Linked DNA regions of Homo sapiens: regions 2, 3 and 4 are each linked to region 1. The links are chromatin loops, found by intact Hi-C in ENCODE. Cell type or tissue: endothelial cell of umbilical vein. All regions are shown on one strand. Links, peaks and the distances in the headings refer to the core of each region. The heading gives the core; the rest is flanking DNA.

The links. Hi-C counts contacts between places; a loop is a spot of excess contacts. Peaks named below come from ENCODE experiments on the same cell type or tissue, not always from the same donor. Only the 100,000 strongest peaks of a DNase experiment are listed, where the experiment ranks them.
Region 2: a loop joins it to region 1, with 7 times the contacts of the local background. A loop is called at or near these places in 4 of 110 quality-filtered maps.
Region 3: it touches region 1 in a loop (4-fold over the local background); 3 of 110 quality-filtered maps call a loop at or near these places.
Region 4: a loop joins it to region 1, with 6 times the contacts of the local background. A loop is called at or near these places in 8 of 110 quality-filtered maps.

What each region holds. Positions count from the first base shown.
Region 1 is chr13:52,125,422-52,131,109 of GRCh38, forward strand. It overlaps NEK5 (NIMA related kinase 5), which reads right to left and starts at 3,652. Exons shown (of 24, transcript NM_001365552.1): 1 at 3,608-3,652; 2 at 2,174-2,241; 3 at 1,945-2,083. The coding sequence starts at 2,061. It overlaps LOC101929657 (a long non-coding RNA gene), which reads left to right and starts at 3,474. Exons shown (of 2, transcript NR_110306.1): 1 at 3,474-5,688. In endothelial cell of umbilical vein, for the core only: CTCF peaks have their summits at 2,504 (motif pointing left), 2,707 and 3,701; DNase peaks (open chromatin) are centred at 2,500, 3,190 and 3,440; H3K4me3 peaks cover 1,512 bases.
Region 2 is chr13:52,233,556-52,239,243 of GRCh38, forward strand. It overlaps the pseudogene TPTE2P2. Among named protein-coding and RNA genes, the nearest start is that of NEK3, 77 kb to the left of the region's middle. In endothelial cell of umbilical vein, for the core only: a CTCF peak has its summit at 2,849 (motif pointing left); a DNase peak (open chromatin) is centred at 2,879.
Region 3 is chr13:51,283,294-51,288,981 of GRCh38, forward strand. FAM124A (family with sequence similarity 124 member A) reads left to right here. Exons shown (of 4, transcript NM_001242312.2): 4 at 1-946. Among named protein-coding and RNA genes, the nearest start is that of SERPINE3, 54 kb to the right of the region's middle. In endothelial cell of umbilical vein, for the core only: a CTCF peak has its summit at 3,297 (motif pointing left); a DNase peak (open chromatin) is centred at 3,248.
Region 4 is chr13:51,432,729-51,438,416 of GRCh38, forward strand. The region is part of intron 3 of INTS6 (integrator complex subunit 6); the gene reads right to left. Among named protein-coding and RNA genes, the nearest start is that of INTS6, 17 kb to the right of the region's middle. In endothelial cell of umbilical vein, for the core only: a CTCF peak has its summit at 2,447; a DNase peak (open chromatin) is centred at 2,483.

The DNA.
Region 1 (5,688 bases), core at 773-4,772:
GCGTGGTGGCGGGCGCCTGTAGTCCCAGCTACTCGGGAGGCTGAGGCAGGAGAATGGCATGAACCTGGGAGGCAGAGCTTGCAGTGAGCCGAGATGGCACCACTGCACTCCAGCCTGGGCGACAGAGCGAGACTCCACCTCAAAACAAAACCACAGATATTACCTGAAGTTATCTAGCTGGCAGAAGAAATGCAGAACTAGGGTACTGAAAGATGCCAGGGGTAGAGACAGAGATTTAAGAGAGATCTACTTATTGGTAAACACTGAAGTGGGGCAGTTTAGGTGACAATGGACAGAAAAAGAAAATCAGAAAAGGACACATGGTTGAGGACATACACAGGGCGAAGACAGAGATAAGCCTGAGGGAGAGCAGTCAGATAAACAAAAGAGAGTGAGCAGAATAATGTCATGGGAGGAAGCTATTGCGGGCCACTAGAATAAGAGGACATTATTATGAATATGCCATGGATTCACAAAAAGAGACCTATATTGGGAAATAAATCATTATCCCTGGAAGCCAGTCATCTACTCTTGAGCTTTAAGTTTGGGTAGGTTTTCTTGCAATTTTTTGTGGTAAGATAAAATTTATATCATTTTAACGATTTTTAAGTGTACAGTTCAATGGCATTAAGTATATTCATATGGTGTAACTTGGGTAGTCCATTTTGCACACACTTTGTATGGAACTTTTTATGCTACTCTCATTTATAAATCCTCTAGAAGCTGACCAACAAGACTTGCCTTAGAATTAATTCTAGCAAACAATGGACATTGTTGTCCCAATATATTATGAAATGAACATATCACTAAAGAGGGTGACATAAACACTGACCAAGGTGGATTTAGCAAAAATTATTAATTTTTAATTAACTATATTTATTTTCCAAAATCATTAGACCAACAATTACATATAGTTTTTCTCTATTCATTCAGTGCACTCAATAAATGTGTTTAGCACCTATTATGTGACAGGAACTGTTCTGCATACTGAGGAAGACAAGCAATAAACAAATGAATAATTAAGAGAGCAAAGTAATTGCAGAGCATTATACATGCTAGTAAGAAAATAAACCAGGCCAGAAGCAGTGGCTCAAGCCTGTAATCCCAGCACTTTGGGAGGCCAAGGCGGGCAGATCACTTGAGCTCAGGAGTTCAAGACCAGCCTGGGCAACATGGTGAAACTCCATCTCTACTAAAAATACAAAAAATTATCCAGGCATGGTGGCATGCACCTGTAGTCCCAGCTATTCAGGAGGCTGAAGTGGGAGAATTGCTTGAATCCCGGAGGTGGAGATTGCAGTGAGCCAAGATCATGCCACTGCACTCCAGCCTAGGTGACAGAGCGAGACTCCGTCTAAAAAAAGAAAAGAAAAGAAAACAAAAAAGAAACCAGGAACCAAGGTGGTGTGATAAGGTGATAAGGTGTGATTGTGGCTGGGGGTCTACTCTAGCTAGGATGTTTGCAGAAAACCCCTCGTAGAGGACCTGAATAAGGAGAGAGGAAGTGCACCACAGAGAAAAGTCAGGGCAACAGAGGAGGCTGGCATCTCACAGGGCCTTGCAGGGCACCCTAAGGAGGGCCATAGGAGCCACAGGGATGTGATCTTATTTCTTTTCTATTTTCATTAAAAAAATTTTTTTTTAGCAGGGACAGGGTCTTGCTATGTTGCCCAGGCTATCTCGAACTCCTGGCTTCACACAATCCTCCCACCTTGGCCATCCAAAGTGCTGGGATTACAGGGGTGAGCCAGTGCGTCCAGCCTCTTTTTAAAAATGAGATCATTGGTTGCTGTTTGGACAATGGACTTAGGAGGTTGAATTAACAAAAATCAATTATGGCTTAAAATTCGAAATTATAAAAAATAAAAATTTCCTTTTTATATTGGATTAAAAGCCAGCTGAATATCCCACTGAAAATTAACAGAAATTTGAACTTAACTTTACCTTTTCAAAATTGATCTCTTTTATGACACAGTGCTTGCTATCTGATTTCCCTTTAGCTAAGTATGCTTTCCCGAAGGCACCTTGCCCGATGGCCTTAATCACATCGTACTTATCCATGGTCTCCAATGGGCTGAGTTTCCTGGAATTAGAGTAATGTAAATTTATCACACACGTCTCATAAAGACTAACAAAGTCAGAAAACTGATGACTAAAGTGTAAAAGAACTCACTTAGCTAAAACTTTCCTCCCAGCCTTGCCAAGACAGAGACAAATAACTTTCTTTGTGGCCACAGATAACTGAAATGAGACAGAGTTTCTTGGTCAGACACGGGTCATAGCTCAGCTTTGATACACTTTTGCCCTGTATTCTCGGGTAAGTCACTTAACCTGGCAAAACCTCACTTTCCTAATTTCTAAAATGGAATAACAATACCTGTTTTGCAAGTTTGTTCTGAGAATGAAAGATACTATATCCGGTGTTTCGCACCTTTATAAAGCAGGAATGTCCTTAGGCTTGTGCACTTTTATAGTTCAGCCTTTCTTAGTGGGGACGTACTGCCCCCTAGGGGGAATTCTGGAAATATATGGGGGTGGGGAAGCTGTTTCCCCAAGATTCAGAGGCATGAGGTTTACAGGTGGTTGGGGCCTGAGATGGTAGGATTCTGCGATTCGAGAGACAGTCCCGCACAATAAAGGATTACCCCGCGGCCCTACAATCTTGGAGAGTCTTCCTATACATTCCTGTGCGTGGAAAAATCCGTTTGTGGCTAGAACCAAACTCTATTTTACATCGAAATGCTAAGTATTTTTGCAGTTTTAATGAACACTTCTTTTTTTTTTCGAGGAATGCAACTACATGTAAATCAAGGCTTGATTGCACTTCGGTTTGGAGGTTTACCAAGAATTGTTCACCATTTGGGAAAACCACGCGCTTCACTGGCCACGCTGCTCCTGGTCCCGGAGACCCAACAATCTGCATTTGCTGCCGTCACGTTCAGGCGACTCCCCAGGCGCGGCTACTGGCTACTTCTCTACATTTTCCAAGGGTAGTAGTGCCAAGCATTTTCAGATTGAAATATGTACTTTCTTACTTATTGCTTTCCTTCTATTTCCTCTTTATGCTACAGTTAGGGCATAATACAGTTTTGTTGTTGTTGTTAATGGGGTGAGCAGGGGGCTTGTTTTCGAATAATTTTACGTCAGGGTGGGAAGTCGGTACTGGGTTGCAGGGGGCTGGGAACCAGCTCCGCAGCCAGGAGAGGCTGCAGACACCGGAGGATCGGGTTCTGAGAGAGACGCATACGGACTTGGGGCCGGGGGTGACTCGCCGGGAACTGAGGGCCCGCGACCCTCCCGCCCAAGTGGCACCAAAGGGTGGAAGCCCCCAAATTAGGAAAATTCCTTCTCCCCTAGGGCCGCCCCTGGAAGCGGCCGCGGGTGAGTGGCAAGACGCTTACCCGTACCCGACCTCCGCGTGTGGAGCGTTGCCATAGAGACCGACGCGCCCTGGACGCTACACCCACACAGCCCAGGACGCTAGGCCTTTTCTGGGCCGCCCCCGCCGCCCCAGGCCGAAACTCCATCCCTTTCCCCCACCCTGCCGAGCTCCCGAAGCCCTGTGGCGGCTCCGGGCAAGAACTAAGGGCGGCCCCTGCAAGCGTACCTGCTCCGCCGGCTCCGCGGGGCCAACGAAGCGTCCCGGAAGGATCCGGGTTCCCGGGGCCGCTGCGCCTCCCTGCGGCCGGGGCGGAGCCGCGCAAGGAAACGCGGGCGGGGCGCGGGTCTGGAATGGCCTGGGGACCAGTCCACCTCGAGGCAGGGTCAGGCGCCAGGGAGTTTGGAGACCCGGCAGAGTCACCCCGCAACCGTCCCGTTGCCTTGGGTCGGGATTCCTTTGCTTTGCAGTCTACAGTAGCGCTCCCCGCTCTTGCTTAAGGTGCACCAGACGCTTCGCAAACGTTCTCTCTTTTCTTTACAACCCGTCAAGGCAGTAGTCTCCCAGTTTTACAAATGAGCTAAACTGATACAGGAAGAGTGTTTCTTGTACAAGGTCTCAAATATTGCCAAAAGGTGGACGTGAGACTGGAACGGCTTCCTACTCTTTGGGCCACAGCGGCGGCCTGCCAAGGGACTTTCTAACGAAACCGGCGCTGCCCAAGCGTCTGCACTCACGCCCAGTGCTCATCCCACCCTGCCCCATTCTGGATTTGCACATCAAGCTGCTGTCTAAAATGTTTAAGTAGTTGAAAAAAATGTAATTTTCAGCAATTGTAAATAGTGACGCAAGTTAAATATATCCAACTGAATCGAAACACTACAGTAATATGGTACCCTCCATCGTCCACCTCACACACACACACAAAAAAAACCCACAAAAAACTCTTAAAAATCCTAAGTTTACATCATTACTCTTCCTTCTTAAAATCATCTCTCCGCCGCCCCCTCCCCGTCCCTGCCACAAAAAATTTCTTCTTCTTGTAAGCACTCTAGTCAAGTTGGATTAGGGCTGAACTAAAGGCCTCATTTTGATCTAATTGCATCTTTAAAGTCTCTGTCTCCGAATATAGTCTCATTATTAGTTATTGGTGTTAGATTTCAGTGTGTGAATTGGGGGTGGCCGCGGCGGGGGTGAATGCAGCCCGTAGCAGGAGTCCAAAAGTTGTTTAGCAGTTGGAATATCCAATGTTAGTTTCTTTGGCAGTGAAATTCCCTCAAAATATTAGTAGGTATATGATCTACTTGTTTTTGTTTAATTACACGTGTCAGTGACCACACCCAAATTTCTTCCCTAGAATTCTTAGACATGCTTCATTAAATCATATCTTCATTCTACTTTCCTGATAGAATTTTACCCGTTATCTTTTTCATACTTGAAAGTCTTATTGATCATCCTATCATACTGCTGAAAGAAGTACAGAAATGGAAATTTATATTTCCTGCTCATAGAATTTTAGTTTTTCTGGATTAAATTGTTAAAATTACTAGTACTACACAATTGATCACAATAAAATGTATCACAATACTGATAATTATTAAATATAAAAAATAAAATTGTATTGAAAATTCATCTCTTTAAGACCTGGATGGGCTTCCCATGCACCGTTAGTTCCTGTATCCATAGATGAATGCTAACTTCTTGCTACAATGAAGTTTAACACTGATTCTCTTCCATTTTCTTAAGGCTGTAAGTGCTGAGAAATAAGTACATAGGAATGAAAAGTTTTGTTAAAAGTGTCCCTCAATTTTTGTCTAGTTGTATCTCAAGAATCATATAGTAATCTGTCACCAAAACTGGTTTATAATCATGAACTGATAATTCCATTAGTCTTCTGAAATTTTATTAAAAGCAAAACCCCATAAGCCATTCTGATTTTGAAAAGGATTTATTATCCAATACTTATCCAGTCTCTCAGTAACTGTACATAATTTCAAGTTTTTTTTGTTTGATGGTTTTGAAATGTTTATGCCCTTGGGCAATGCCAAGATTGAAGATGACTAAGAGGTATGGAATACAGTATATATGGAAGCTGAGTACCTGGAAATGTCCTTAAAACTATCCATGCCTGCTTTAACTTGAAAAATCTTCAAGAGAGTAGTAAGCTAATTTCAAAGAGCTAACCCAAGTAATTTTGGGAAATGGTATTTGACTGGAAACTATGAGACAATAGGAAAGATACATAAACTCTGTACCTTAGTTGGTAAATTTGTTTCTCCCAGGGGTATGGGTTAATGATTTGGAAACTG
Region 2 (5,688 bases), core at 556-4,555, 110 kb after region 1:
CTACCCAAATTACCAAAATTAACAAAGTCACATCAAAGACTTCTCTCATTCAAGGTTTCATAAAGACATAAAAGTTTAGAGCTGGAAAGACCTTAGAAATCATCTGGTCCAACCCTTCTTTCCATCTTACAAATGAGAAGACTGAGACCAAAAGAAAACTACACAATCTGCCATGGAGATGCTGCAGCCAGTTAGAAGCAGCACAGGCCTGAAATACAAGTCTCTGGTTTTCAGTCTAGGGCTCTGTATCAGTGGCTTTCAAACTTTTCATTTTTTAAGTTGCAATCCACATTAATAAACCTCGGAGAAGTACACACACACACACACCAATACTTAAACCTTTTCAGATTTTCTATTCTGCTCTATTCCATTTTATTTAGTTTTAGCTTTAGTTTTTTTTTGTTTTTTTTTTTTGAGACGGAGTTTCACTCTTACTGCCCAGGCTGGAGTGCTATGGCCCGGTCTCAGCTCACCACAACCTCCACCTCCTGGGTTCAAGCGATTCTTCTGCCTCAGCCTCTCAAGTAGCTGGGATTACAGGCATGCACCACAATGCCCAGCTAATTTTGTATTTTTAGTAGAGACAGGGTTTCTCCATGTTGGTCAGGCTGGTCTCAAACTCCTGACCTCGGGTGATCCATCCGCCTCGGCCTCCCGAAGTGCTGGGATTACAGGCATCAGCCACCGCACCTGGCCGATTCCATTTTATTTTTAAGAGATGTTAGTCACAACCCAGTAACTTTATTTTACAACTCACTGATACATCATGATCCATAGCTTGAAAAACACCATCCTAGAACATCCATTTTCAAAATCTGTGTGTCTCAAATTAGAAAAACCAAAGGTGGTGGAATTAGAGTGCTGGGCATTGTGCAGAACCACCACTTCTTCCCTAGACTGTAGGCCAAACAACTCAAGCGGAGCTGCTGGAAATGGTAGCATCTCAGCAAGAAAATGGCAGAAAGAAAAATGACTGAGAACACTGCTGTAGGTGGAAACAGCCCACCTTGTCTTATCAGAAATTTCTAGAGGCCACAGACTCCACATGTGTTGACTAAGCAGAGGTATTTACATGCAGGAGAGGCTTTGAGTTGTGAAATGTTGCCTTTTATCTACCTAAGAGGTGTGAGGATGGCCAAGGCCCTTTGGAAAATTTATCTAATTAAGCTTGATACTATTCTCATGAGGAAGGAAGAACAGCAGGGCCAGGTGAGGTGAGGGAACCATTGCGATTACTGAATGTTTTTTGTATCTGTGTAACATGGCTTTACTCCCCTCACCTTAATCCTGCCCCATCAGGTCTTGTCATTATTTAAAATGTTAATATTGTATACCTCATGGTTTTTTTGCATTAATTTTTATTTTTTAAATATTGCATGAAAAATCATTTATTTTAATTATTGCAATTTTTAGCATTCTCTTAAATTCTGCGCCTCATTTGACCTCACTCTAGTCCTGGCCCAAAGAGATTCTTAAGCCAGCTACTAACCAGTGCATGTTAAACAAGGAAGTATCAAAAACAGACTTTTTAACAACCGCTTCTCCAATTACAATTTCACTAAGCACCATGACTAAAATAATCATCTTAACATCCTACCAGTGATGTTTCAGAACTAGCAAACTCAGTCATCCTAAGACAAAGTTTGTAGTAACATCTTTCATACCTCTGCAGTTAAAAATATTTCACTGGCAATCAGGCAGGCACAAACCATAGTTCCGGTTCTTCCTAGAAAAGAAAAGTTAGTTCAAGGAACATGCTTGGTATAAAAATACACTCAGAAATATTCCAGGAGTTCATTTTAAGTTGATTTTCTTTCTTTTTTTTTGGGACAGTCTCGCTGTGTCACCCAGGCTGCAGTGCACTGGCACGATCTCAGCTCACTGCAACCTCTGCCCCACAGGTGGAAAATAAATTACATTTACGGTAAAAATATTTCTCACTACCTCTCCACGAAAGAACAAGATGAGGTTTTTACTAAATCTATTCGAAAGCAATAATTCATGTCTTATATAAATTCCTTTGGGTAACAGTAAGAAAGAAAAATTCCCAACTCATTTAGTAACACTAATATAGCTGGTTCCAAAACTGCATAAATACAGTAGACGATTACTTTATACCAGTCTGACATATAAATGTAGATATAAAAATATATATATTTTTTCAAAGTGAATTCAGCAGTGTAGAAATACCACGTATCAATACCAAGTGCCATTTCTCTTAAGAATGCAAGGATTTTTTTCCAAGACGGCAGATTACAGGCTTTTAGCATGCCTCAGCCATTTGGAAATAGCAAGATAGTACATAAAGATCAACTCTGTGAACTTTAATTCAAGAAAGAAAACGACAACTCCCTGGAATTATGAAGGACACCCCAGATCCTTGGGAGGACAACGCAGGCAAACAGCTCTTGTGACAACATTCGACTGATAAAAGCGAGTGAAGCCTCAGTATGTGAGAGAGGCAGACAGCATCCCTCTGTCTTACCTTTCCACTGGGGATCCAAGCAACCCGGACCGAGGAAGGGCACTGTTTCTCCCAAGTCCTGGAGCTAATTTAACGAGAGACTTGGAGACTTTGTGAGGAAAAGACACAAGGAAAAGCTGCAGGCATTTTCCCAAACCTGGACTGAGAGCAGGACAACACTGGGGAACCTTCCCCATCTGGCTCCACCCATCTTCCTCCCACACCCCCACCTAACTCCCGTTCCCCTAGGGTTTAGGAGGGAGCTCAGATTAATGTGTACTCCAGGAATCAGCTCATTGCCTAAGGCAACAGAGAGCTCTTCCCAATAAACAAACAGCAAGTATATAGCCAGCACCACTGGCCACAGCCAGCTCTTACCCATTGGCGCCATCTACTGGCTTGTAGGTCAAACCACATACCCAATATAAAACCTGCTGATAGAAGTGCATATAGAGGCAAGGCCAAAAGACCTACCTAGCATTGCTCTAAAGTCACATCACCTAAGGAGGAGGGAAAGGGAAAGCATAATAATAATAATAATGATATAGGAAAGAAAAGATAAAGAAAAAATCCTACCCACATAAAAACAGTTACAAAAATTAGAAGTGCTAGCATCTCCAGATGAGAAGAACCAGTACAAGAATTCTGGCACCATGAAAAACCTGCATGTAGTGATACCACCAAAGGATCACACTAGATCTCTGGCAATGCTTTCTACCAAAATGAAAACTCAGAAATGACAATAAAGAATTCAAAGCATGGATTCCAAGGAAGCTCAATGAGATTCAAGGTTGAAATCAACAAAAGGAAACTTCTAAATCAATTCAGCAAATGAAGGAAGAGATAAACATCTTAAAAAGAAATCAATCAGAACTTCTGGAATTAAAAAAACTCACTTAAGGAATTTCAAAATACAATGGAAAGATTTATCAATAAACTGGACCAAGCAGAGGACATAATTTCAGAGCCTGAAGACTGGTCTTTTGAACTAATGCAGTCAGACAAAAATAAAGAAAAACTATTTTTAAAAAGTGAGGAACGTCTTTGAGAAATAGGTTATGTGAAGTGACCAAACCTACAAATTACTGGCATTCCCTAGAGACAAGGAGAAAAAGAAAACAACCTGGAAAACATATTTGATGCAATCATTCAAGAAAATTTCCTGAATCTTGCTAGAAAGGTAGACATCTAGATACAATAAAGCCAGAGAACACCTGCGAGATACTATAAAAAAGTGGACATTACCAAGGCATATACCAAACAGTCCAAGGTCAACGTTAAAGAAAAAATCCTAAGGCCAGATCACATACAAAAGGAGCCCTATCAGGATAACAGCAGACGTCTCAGCAGAAACCTTAAAAATCAGGAGAGATTGGGAAGGTGTATTTTCAGAATTCTTAAAGAAAATAAATTCTAATCAAGAGCATCCTGCCAAACTAAGCTTCATGAGCGAAGGACAAATAAAGATCTTTTTTTCCAGAGAAGCAAGTGCCATGAGAATTCATTAAAACTAGACCAGTCTTACAAGAGATCCCTAAGGGAGTTCTAAACATGGAAATAAAAGAATGATACCTGCTACCATAAAAGCACACTTAAGTACACAGCTCACAGAGCCTATAAAACAACAATACAACAGAAAGTATAAAGCAACCACCTAACAATGTCATGATAGGGTGAAAAGCTCACGTCAATATTAACCTTGAATGTAAATAGTCTAAACACACCACGTAAAAGTCACAGAGTGGCAAGTTGGATAAAAAAACAAAACCCATCTGTCTGCTGTCTTCAAGACACCATCTCACATGTAACAACACCAACAGGTTCAACGTAAAGGGTTGGAGAAAGATCTCTCACACAAACAAAACACCAAAAAGAGCAGGGATCACTATTCCTAAAACAGATAAAACAGGCTTTAAACCAGCAATAGTAAAAAAGGACAAAGAAGGGCATTACATAATGATAAGGGGTTCAATTCAACAAGAAGCCTTAACAATCCTAAATATATATGCACCCAACATTGGATCACCCAGGTTAATAAAACAGGTACTTCTAGACCTATGAAAAGACTCAGCCACATAATAATAGTCAGGAGACTTTAACACCCCACTGACAGCATTAGACAGATCATTCAGATAGAACACTAACAGAGGAATTACGGACGTAAATTCAACACTTGACCAACTGGATGTAATAGGCACCTAAAGAACACTCCATGCATCAACCACAGAATATACATTCTTCTCATTTGCACAGCGAATGTATTCCAAGATCAACCATATGTTCCACCATGAAGCAAGCCTCAATAAATTCAAAAAATGTTGAAATCATACCAACCATTTTTTTTGGACCACAGTTGAATAAAAATATAAATCAATATCAAGAAGATCTCTAAAAACCAAACAATTTCATGGAAATGAAACAACTTGCTCCTGAATGACTTTTAAGCAAATGATAAAATTAAGGTAGATATCAAAAAATTCTTTGAAATAAATGAAAACAGAAACACAACATACCAGAATCTCTGGGATGCAGCAAAAGCAGTGTTAATAGGAAAGTTTATGGTGCTAAATGTGTACCTCAAAAAGCTAGTAAAATCTCAAATTAATAATGTAACATTACACCGAGAGAAATCAGAAAAACAAGAACCCCAAACCTAGCAGAAGAAAAACAATAACTAAAATCAGAGCAAAACTAAACAAAATTGAGACCCCAAAATTAAAACAGAGATTCAAAGAAACCAAGTCATTTCTTTGAAAACATAAACAAAATTGATAGACTGCTAGCTAGATTAACAAAGAAAAAGAAAGAAGATCCGGATAAGCACAATCAGAAATCACAAAGACGACATCACAACCAATCCCACAGAAATACAAAAGGTCCTCAGAGACTATTATGAACACCTCTATGCACACACACTAGATAATGTAGAGGAAATGAATACATTCCTGGCAACACAGAACTTCCCAAGATTGAATCAGAAAGAAATTGAAACCCTCACCAGACCAGTATCAAGCTCCAAAATTGAATCCATAAGTTAAAACCCGCCAACCAAAAAAGTCTTAAATCAGATGTATTCACAGATGAATTATATCAAATATACAAAGAAGAACTGGTACCAGTTCTACTGAAACTATTCCAAAAACTCCAGGAGGGATTCTTCCCTAATTCATTCTATGAAGCCAGCATCACCCTGAAACCAAAACCTGGCAAACACACAATTAAAA
Region 3 (5,688 bases), core at 899-4,898, 840 kb before region 1:
GCCTCCCAAAGCACTGGGATTACAGGCATGAGCCACCATTCCCAGCCAATAAAACTTTATTTACAAGAACAGCTGGTGGGCCAGATTTGGCCCAAGGGTCATAGTTTATTATCCCTTGAGCTAGGCTGCTGCCTGAGGTTGATTCAACATCCCAGCTCCAGTCAACAACAAAAATTCTAAGTCTCCCGCCTAATGCTGCTGTGGTGTGTCATGCCAAAAAAGTGGGCTACTCAGGTTAGACCAATGACTTCAGAACCACAGGGCTCAGAACAGGAAGGAGCTTCTTTCTGCAGAGCTGATTCCTGGAAAGCCACCAGCACTCCACCTTCTGCCCAGAAATGTGATTCAGTCAATAGCTGATGAGGAAAAGCAACCTGCAAACATTAGGAAGAAGGAGAAAAATAATTCAGAGGTGATGATACCACCTCCAATGAACAGGGAAGCAAGTTCATCAGTAACAAAAGTCAGTGAGGCAAAAAAAAAAAAAAAAAAAAAAAAAAAAGGCTAATGGCCGAGGGCTGGCTCCTTCTTTCTCCCTAATCAGTGTCCTTATTTCAGTGTGCTCACATGCTCGCCTAGGACTGCTTTAGAGTACAACTCTGGACCCGCCCTCATCACAGTCCAATCTACCAAACTGAGTGACCCTAAAGGACATCATAGACAACATTTGAAAGCAAGAAATGCAAAATGTTCCCATAGCATCAGGTGAGCAGGGAGAGGATGCCCACTGTAGACCACATGGAAATGGCAGTCCCTCCACGGAGAGGGAATCACAGGAACACATTTACCAAAGCCTTCCCTTCCATTCCTGGCCATTCCAGTAGCATCTTCCTCATCCAGAAGGGCTTCCAATACTCTCTGGAGGATCCTGACTCGTTTGGAGTATTATCCTTGTAAAAGATGCTGGCACATTGTAGGTGCTCAATAAATGTGTTCAATTGAAAAATATTGAGGTTGTCTCATAAATTATATCTATGTATTAGGCTCTGTAGTGTAAGAAGTCTAGATTGTAGCCCTGGTTTTTTGTCGCTTAATGGAACCGTGTCTCTTGTTTCCTTGGCCTTACGCTTCCTCCAGCATTGCCAGGGAGGGGATGTGTTGGTAAGTGCTCTGGTTGAGTTACATCCCATCCCTCATTTGCCTCTTTTCCAAGTAAGATCCCCTCAACCCCAAATTACTGCTCACGGTCCCACTTTGGCCTACACTAAACACCACCTAGTGTCTGCTTTAAAGAGCAAATCTTTCTCTGTCTGTCCCCAACTCACCTGGCAAGTCCTACAGAAATCATCTTGGGTCACCTCAACTGGTTAAAAGGAGCATAAGAGGAACTGGTGGAAGCAGTGGGTGAGCCACTGCAGAGACTTTTGTGACATGGGAGGGTTGATGTGTGCTTGAATAAATTGGGTTTTAGTAGTGGCTGCTCCTTGAGCCTCCGGGTCTGAGGGCAGGGGAACAGTCACAGCAGAGTGAACTGGACTGTACCACCCAGTGCGTTCCCAGGTGAGACTACATGTTTACTTTACTTAGAATGAGCTCCCGGCCACAAATAAATCAGGAGAAACGGAGGTATCTTCCTACCTCCCTATTTTCCTTTTTTTTTTTTTTTTTTTTTTTTGAGACAGGAAGGATATCACTGTCACCCAGGCTTAGTGCGGTGGCACAATCATGGCTTACTGCAGCCTCAACCTCCCAGGCTCAAGTGATCCACCCACCTCAGCTTTCTGAGTAGCTGGGACTACACATGCACCACTATGCCCCACTAATTTTTTATTTTTTGTAGAGACAGTCTTGCTATGTTGCCCAGGCTGGTCTCAAACTCCTGGACTCTAACCCTCCTCCCACTGCAGCCTCCCAAAGTGCTGGGATTACAGGCATGAGACAGAGCGCCCGGCCTATCTTTCTACTTTCTGTAGATGAATTAGTGCTCCAAACTGTCAGCCAAGAGGCATCTGAATAGATTCATTGAATTCCTGTAAGATTTTTAAGGGCAATAAAACCAACTGTGGACAGCTTCTCCCTCCTCATACCCTCAGACCGGTATCAGTGACCAGTTCTGACCAGTGATCCCTGGGTATGAATTTCAGGAGAGAAGTAGGAATAGCTGAATAGTCACCCTCTCCTTCTCCGCCCCAGGCCACATGGCTCCATGTGCTCATCATTTGTAGGGTTCTGCTTCTCTTGCATTCCTGAGAAATACAATTGATCAGATACTACAGAGGCTTCAGAAAATAGCATGAGAAGCTGACATGAATAAATTGCGTTCTCAAGGGAAACACCTTTTGACACACTATTATTATAACAAATGGAACCACAAAGGGTCAGGAACCTGAATTTAAAGATTATATATAAGTACATTCTTCCACCTTTTACTGAAGGCTTTTTCTAGTCTTGGGCACAGAGGTCTATTTACAAAGTGGCTTTAAAAGATCTGATTTCCCTGAGTGAATAATGGAGGCAAACATGAATGGTAATGTCGGCAGGCTTGGGTCTTTTTAACAATTTCCATCTTAGAGGGCTGAGGACCCGTGTCCAGTGATGTGCCCACTATAAGGAACAACACACTCATTTCAGACTGAAGTCACTAGAATACACGGTGAAGGCAAAAAGACCCCTTCTGGGTCCCACTGACAACCTCCATGAACTCTGTGATGAGGGTGTCGCCTCCTGTTATCTGGGATGGTGGCATAGAAAAATGGAGCTGTAGGCCAGGTACGGTAGCTCACACCTGTAATCCCAACAGTTTGGGAGGCCGAGGTGGGTGAATCACTTGAGGTCAGGAGTTTGAGCTCAGCCTGGCTAACATGGTGAAACCCCTTCTCTACTAAAAATACAGAAATTAGCTGGGCATGGTGGCACACACCTGTAATCCTAGCTACTTGAGAGGCTGAGGCAGGAGAATTGCTTGAACCTGGGAGGCAGAGGTTGCAGTGAGCTGAGATCACACCACTGCACTCCAGCCTGGGTGACAAAGCAAGACTCCATCTCAAAAAAAAAAAAAAAAAGAAAGAAAAATGGAGCTGCTTCACCATGCCCCACTGCCCTGTTCTGGCTGGGAGTGGTCCATTTGAGACATTTGAAATATTGATCTTATCAATTGAGCACCTGAAAGAGGCTGCCTGACTCCCTTAGATCAGCCTTGCTCAGTCCCTAAAGCTAAACCCAGAGCATTTTGGATTGGAGTCACTCTGAATGTGTGTGGCACAGCCCAAGAACCGGCCGGCTAGCTAAACAGAAACGCTTTCAAGCCAAATCGCATCCCTGAAGGTGGCTGTGGGGAAGCTTTGGTGCCACCTGGTGGCCGCTGTGCCCGGGAGGGTCACTGAGTGCCCTTTTCATTGAAGAAGCCTCCACCTGGATGAACTTCACTTTATTATCCTGCATTTAATTTTTTAAGCTGTTTATGTCTACAAAGGATTGAGGCAATTTAATTTCCAAATGAAACAACACAATGCAAATAGTAAAGCAGGCCCCCAAAAAGGAGTCTACAACTATGTCCACCGTAAAGAAAAATGTAACTGCTACAGCAGTTTCCTGGAATTTCCTGGAAGCCAGAGCGAAAAGGGAAAGAGATGAGTAGCTGTCTAGTTCTCATTTACGATTAAAGAATCTAGGCCAGGTGCGGTGTCTCACGCTTGTAATCCCAGCACTTTGGGAGGCTGAGGCGGGTGGATCACGAGGTCAGGAGATAGAGACCACCCTGGCAACACAGTGAAACCCCGTCTCTACTAAAAATACAAAAAATTAGCCGGGCGTGATGGCGGGAGCCTGTCGTCCCAGCTACTCGGGAGGCTGAGGCAGGAGAATGGCTTGAACCCGGGAGACGGAGCTTGCAGTGAGTGAGCCGAGATCGTGCCACTGCACTCCAGCCTGAGCAACCGAGCGAGACTCCGTCTCAAAAAAAAAAAAAAAAAAAAAAGGAATCTAGAAACACTGTCTTCTTTCATTGTAATTTAAGTTTCCTCAACACAGTTCCTCAGAAAAAAACAAGTTTTTCTTAGCACAGATTTCTAAAATCTCTTTCTCACCAGGGGATTTTCATTAGGGATTTTCTCTGTAGGGTTACTAATTTGGACCAAGTCTTGGGCTTTCTTGCTTGGGGGACAGAATCAGCAACAGCTGGAGGAGACAGCGCACCCACAGCTTGTGGGTGAGGCTCCCTAGACATCCTTCTCCGGCCGCACTGTGCAGCAAGGTGGAAATTTCTCTCAGCAGAAAGCCTAGAGGGCTGGGCTTCTCCAATGCTCTTGAGGCCGTATCTGTAGAGTTTAGAAACAGAAGGGCCGATAATAAGGTTGCTTCCCTTTCTGAAGCTAACCTTGCCCCTGTTCAACCAAGGCCAGAAGCGTCTACTACCTCCCCAGGTTTCCTCATCACATAAGATGTGTCAGATCCTAATGAGGTAAGAAGCAAGAGGAGACTAAAGAGTAGGCTGGATTGACTGCCGGGGGCGTAGCTCTTAGCAGTGGCCTGAAGACTGAAAATGCAGCCTGTCAGAACAGAGGAAACTGAGGTGCAGCGGGAGACTCCTCAACCTATTTCTACTCCAAGAGTTATGTTCCACTTCCTGCAAAATGAGCCTCCTGTGCCCGATATGAGCTAAATCACCTCATGCCAGGGCCTCTGAAATTCTCCTTGGCCATAAAGCTCTGTGGCTGTCTGGGCCTGTGTTCATCACCCGAGCTGGTTCTGCACTCCTGCAGTGACCTCTTTGGTCATTTGGTCATTTCAGAGCTCACTGCCCCCTACCCCCACAATGGCTTCCCAGGAGTATTCCCTCTGGCCAGCTTTACCCTTGCTGGAAATGGTGAACTGGCTGCAGCTGTGGAGGTGAGCGCCTGGGAATCTGGCAGCAGGCTCAGGACTGTGACCTGACCACCTGTGGCCCACCCAGGGAATTCTGCATGGTCACATTCTGTTCACCTTTGCTCCAAATTCAGTACACACTGGAGCTTTCCATTTGGAGGACACTGGCTTTCCTTTCCCATCCTGCATGGGCCTGGCCTCTCTTGCACATTCAGCCACACTTTCCTGGGTGCTAGACCTGAATTTTCAGCTTCCTGCAATATACCCATGACTTGGGGTTTTCCTGTGCCACCAAATCCACGCCAAACCACCACACACACCCCTACACCAATAAGGAGCATCTCCATCTCCTCCATCTCCTCCTCCTCCTCCATCTCCTCCTCCTCCTCCATCTCCTCCTCCATCTCTCCTCCTTCTCCTCCTCCTCCATCTCCTCCTCCTCCATCTCCTCCTCCTCCTCCTCCATCTCCTCCTCCTCCTCCTCCTCCATCTCCTCCTCCTCCTCCTCCTCCATCTCCTCCTCCTCCTCCTCCATCTCCTCCTCCTCCTCCTCCATCTCCTCCTCCTCCTGCTCCCCCCCCCACCTCGCCTTCTCTCTCATCATTCACATTCGAAAATGAAGAGTGAAGCACCAAGATAGCCCAATGGAGAGAAGCAGGGCTTTGGGGTCACACGTATCGGACTTTGAATCCCACCCAGACTTGCTAGCTGTGTGACCCTAATCAAGCTATTCCATTTCTCACTCTTGGGTTCCTCATTTGCAAAGTGGGAGGAGTAGGGTGCAGTAAGTGAGGTACATGCCTCAGGGGCAAAACTTAAGAGGGTTCCCAAAACCTCATTCATTAAGATTAATATTACTTTTGAACTCCTAGAAGTAAAAAGTAA
Region 4 (5,688 bases), core at 518-4,517, 690 kb before region 1:
AACAACTCATGAATTTGCTGGGCTACTAGAGTATAAAAAGGAGCACTATCTCCCTCTTGTGTCTTTCAGCCATCCACTATCTACTCATTCGTGTTGGCCATTCAAAGATTTGAGTGGTTACTATTAAGTGTATGATATATAATCTCTACTCTCATACATAATAAACATATGTACACATAACAATAAATCTCTCTCTTGGTCTCTACCAGTATTTTAGCTCAAAAATTGCCTAAGGGAGATAAAGAAAACCAAGAGGTCCTAATAGCTTCGAAACTATATTATCTTGCTTCCACCCTTAAGCTAAACTACTTTTGTTGACTTGGTGCCTTTCAAAAAAAAATCAGCAAAGCTCTAAAAGCCACCACAGCATGGACCAAATATTTGTAGTAGGGTCTTCTATATCACTTCTACATTTTAACATAAAACAAAATCAGGCTGGGAGTGGTGGCTCATGCCTGTAATCCCAGCACTCTGGGAGGCCAAGGTACGCGGATCACTTGATGTCAGGACTGCGAGACCAGTCTAGGAAACACTGTGAAAAACCTCGTCTCCATGAAAAAATACAAAAATTAGCCAAGTGTGGTGGCACATGCCTGTAGTGCCCAGCTACTCGGGAGGCCGAAGCAGGAGAATCCCTTGAACCCAGAAGGTGGAGGTTGCAGTGAGTCAAGATCGTGCCACTGCACTCCAGCCTGGGCGACAGAGTGAGACTCCGTCTCAAAAAAAGAAATCAGATTTTCTGACCAAAAGTCTGACACCCATTCACTTTTATTCCTGTATAAGCACACTTAGAATTATCTTTCAGAGGCAAGAGATTAATCATACTTCTAATTAAAGAAAAATAATCTACCATGTAGCAGACTCATATAGATGATGACATCCACCCGAAAGGTAATACTTTTTAAAGGCCCATGTCTACAAAATTAAGTTAAAATATATTAAAACTTAACAGAAAGTCTGAGTTATTAAATTTAATTAAGCTAAATTCAAACACTAAAACCAAAGTTACTTTTTCTTAGACAACAAAACAAAGCTTTTAGTTGAAACTTGACTAGTCTTACACAAAATACTCTCCACAGAGGATACCCTTAAACGGGCCTGAAATTACTATAATAACAATAACATTACTGCTATCGTCTTGATAATAACAATAAAGCACTTATCTCATTTGACCCTAAAAAAACTTAGTGAGGTAAAATATTCAGGGAGATTAAATGATATAACTCAAGGTGGCCTAGATGGTGGCAAAGCCAGAACCTTATTAAGCTATTCTAATTCTAAAATCCACATGGTCTTTCTGTACCACCTGGAGGTCCTATTGGCAGCTGCTAAATTCTCTTGGACATAATTCCATACTAACCTGGATTGTGCCATATTTACCCAACAAGGAATGGCATTATAATCAGATTGTTTTGTTTTTAATATATCCTTTCTGCAATAAAATTAACTATAGTAAAACTATTCCTTTACTTGGTAGATTCCTGTGATTCTGTAATTACTTAGCCATTAATTTCTTGATGTATAAAATCAGTGTATCTTCCCCCAACACACACTGAAACAAAACACAATATATACTAATGTTTACTTTTAAAAACAATATAACTTCAACTTTCAGAGAGTATATACACAAACACAAGATAAAATAATAAGTTCTTTAGTGACTTTAAATTTTGGAAAAGTCAGATAAAGATCAAACATAGAAAAGAAAAAAGAAAAATATTATTATCATCCTCATTGTACCAATTATCCCGCCATGCCTAAGATTCTTTCCCCTCTAAGATTAAAGAGCTTAGTCAAGAATCACACTAAGAAAAGCAATAATCAGTTACTACAAAAATTAGAATAATGATTAAGTTAATGTAATTTATACACACAAGGTTGTTTTATTATTTCTTCAGGAAAAATGTGCCCCCATCTCTATTATATAAATGTTTGACATTAACAAATTTATTTAAGCATGAATTTCTACATCACTAGCAGAAAGTGAACATGTAGCTCCAAGAAAGTTTTCTTATATACTGTTTTGCACTGTTTTGTTGCTGCATAATGTCATCTTTCTCTGTCAACATTGTTTACCCAGCAAATTAAAAAAGTTTTAGTTGTCTGCCAGTATTGTTTTTTGTCATGTTTTACAAAAAAATAAAGTTTTAACACCTCCAAAGTCTAAATGAGAGTTACAACTTAATTACTGCAATATAATGTTATTCACTATCTGGTGTCAAGCCTACGCAATTTAATAATTCCCAAATCCTTATATTTAAGAGCAATTATTTTACATTGTTATTCCTAAGTAAGTATGTTTATAAAGTCACTCAGTTGGGAGACAATCCTTTAGAAGTTCTGTCAATATTCACCTTGGCCATAAAGTTATAAGTAGCCTTTATCATAATTATAATGATATATTTAAAACAAAAAAAAAATCTAAGCTCTGCTACAACAAAGACAGCCAGTAGAGGGACTAAAAGTTTACTTTTGCTATTAGCAGAATAAATTCACGTTTTACTCTCAGAGCAGTGGTTCCTGTCATAAAGAAATCCAAACATATCACTAGAAAATATAATGCAAAATATAATGTTCTAGCTCTAGAGCTACTTACTAACAGGAGTCAATCTGTCATTAAAAATTTTTCATTTTAATTTTGGTCAAAAACCTCAAGTAAGAGTTCTGCCACAAGATAATATAAAGCAAAACCTTTTACTTCACTTAAAATTTCCTATTATAGTTCTCTCAACAACCAATTACCATGGTGTTAAATTACTCAGTTAAAGCATAAAATCTCAATAATAAGAAAATTTAAAGAATTAATGTAAACAGATATTATCTATTATAACCTATGTTATTTTTGAAAGAAAATGCTTTTGCAATGTTACAACAAATTTTGAAAAAAAATTTTGAAAATACTAAGAAAAGGTAATTTCCTCCAAATATAAACTAACCTGATCTCAGGAAAACAATTATTTTCACTTACCTAAGAAACTGAAAATGTAGTGGAGGAGGGGCATAGGAATGCTACCTTACCCTTAAACGGGTCATAAAATCTTCTGATGTGCTAATCATGTTTGTCAAGTCAATAATTCATTGTCATTAATACTGTTAATTTTTTTAAAGGTGGAGGAGGTTCATTAAATTATAGGGATAAATACACAAACTGGGTAATAACATATTACAAACAAAACAGAATTACTTAAGTCAATAAAGGCCTAACATGCTTATATTTAAATCAATATTCCAAGGCCAGAATTACAAATTTCACATTTGTTTTAGATTTCAGTAAGATTATTATTTTTATTGTTAAAATCTCAGGTAGTGTAGTATAAATGAGTCTTTTGATGTCAAACTCTAAAATATTCATCTTAAGACATTAACCCTTGTAAAACCTTTGACCACATAAAAAAGATCTCTGAAGGATACGTTAGAAACTGATTAGCCATGGTTGCCTCCATAGAAAGGAAGTAAACAATTGGGTAACTTTTTATAATACTTCAACTTTTTTTTAACCATGTGCATTTATTATATGTTCAAAACAAATACTCTTCAAAATTAAAAATGTGTTTGGTATTCTAAAATAAAATCTGCTAGAATATAAAAATCTGGTAACAGAATACATTAAGGTCTACAGCTACAGAAAACATGTTAGAATTCCACAGTATAAGAAATATATTTTTAGTTTCAAGTAACTCCGTTACACGACTGTGTTCCGATACAATTCCTTTATTCAACCACGTAATTCCTTATGTTAAAAATACAACAGCATTAAAAACAGATGGAATACTATGACTTAAGCAAAAGTAGGGGGGAGTTCCATATATCTGTTTTAATGTAACGACTAAGGAACTCCATCCTGGAATTTGATTTAATAATAGACTGAAGAGTAATAATGTAAGAAATCGTAAGTCACCATAAGAACTGCAGAATCACTAAAGTTTGACTTTGTAAAAAAAAATAATAATAACATTAGGGAAATTCAATAATTGATAAGACTAAGTATAACTACAAAAGACGATAATATAAACTCAATATATCTGAAATATTAATAATTTGGCAGAATTTGAGTTTTATACTTGAACTGGAATCTAAAGTTTGAATGAAATTAACAAACTGGTCTGGGGAATGCCTAAAAAGTAGTGCCAGGCAAATAGTGTTTATGCTGTCATATAAGGAGTAATTAAGCTATCAGAAATATAACTTTACTTAATAAATAGTAATATTCTAAGAATCTAATACATACATTAGATGGACTGGGGCCAGGCACGGTGGCTCACACTTGTAATCCTAGCACTTTGGGAGACCGAGGTGGGAGGACTGCCTGAGGCTAAGATTTCAGGATAAACTGGGTAATAATAACTTGGGAAAATTTTATTCTAGTGAAGCATGTAATAAAAAACATGTTAGAAATATGTTTTTTAAAAATAAACGTATAAATAAAAACCAAGATGTAAACATATTTTCAAAGATAGGTGAATGGAGTTATACAGCAATAATGGTAAAATTTAATTTGACCTAAAAGAAATCTGTCTAGTCTCTCAAGATTAATCACCTCCTTGAGTAGACTGCTACAAAATCTACAGATGCTACCTTTGTAAAAGTCTGGTTAAATCCCATCTTGAACTCAGCACTGAACTCAATTTTAAATACTATCACAAGCAGACCTTGAATGTAGGGCAAAGAAGCAGATAAAACCATTCTGGTTACTTCCTTCTACACATCACACTACAAATATGGTCTCAAAAAAAAAAAATCAATTCACACACACAACTGTCCTACAAAAGAAGATGGCATTCTATGACAGCCTTCTATATAAATATCTTAAAGGCTACAACTGAAAATGAAGAACTGCCTAATAAATGTTTCAGATCAGGAAAGTTAGCAATAAAGCATTAAATTTTAAAAAGGGAAAAAAAATTCATGAAAAGCACTTGGAAAACTCTAACAGTATATTGTTTCCCATATGCTATGGCTGAAGGCCAATCTGAAAATAATTGGGTAAGGCATAATGTGAGGCCGGGCGTGATGGCTCACACCTGTAATCCAACACTTTGGGAGGCTGAGGCAGAAGGATCACTTGAGGTCAGGAGTTCCAGACCAGCCTGGCCAACATGTTGAAACACTGTCTCTACTAAAAATACAAAAATTAGTCAGGTGTGGTGGCACTTGCCTGTAATCCCAGCTACTGGGAAGGCTGAGGCACAAGAATTGTTTGAACCTGGGAGGCAGAGATTACAGTAAGCCAAGATCATGCCACTGCCCTCTAGCCTGGGCGATAGAGCAAGACTGTGTCTCAAAAACAATAATAATTAAAAAAAAGACATAATGTGAGATTAGTTTTAAGGGGCCCTGGTTCGTAAAAAATGTGGATTTTTTTGTTTTCAAGGAAAGAAATGGTACTAACCCAACATTGCTAAGATTTTTTAGGAGGAAACAAATTTCTCTAAATCCATTACACAGTACATGTACAGGAGTAAAAGTTTCTAAGAATCCTTTCTTGCTAGATTCTGATTGAAACATTTATTGATGCTTGTGCTAAACACCTTCCCAAGTGTTTATAGATTTAAAATTTTCAAAGTAGATAACATTTTCCAGAAACAAAAAAAATCTAACTACATAATACTTGTGCCTATCATTAAAAAAAAAAAAGTTTTATAAGCCTTCCTAACTATACATACAAATAAACCAATAGTTTTACCTTAG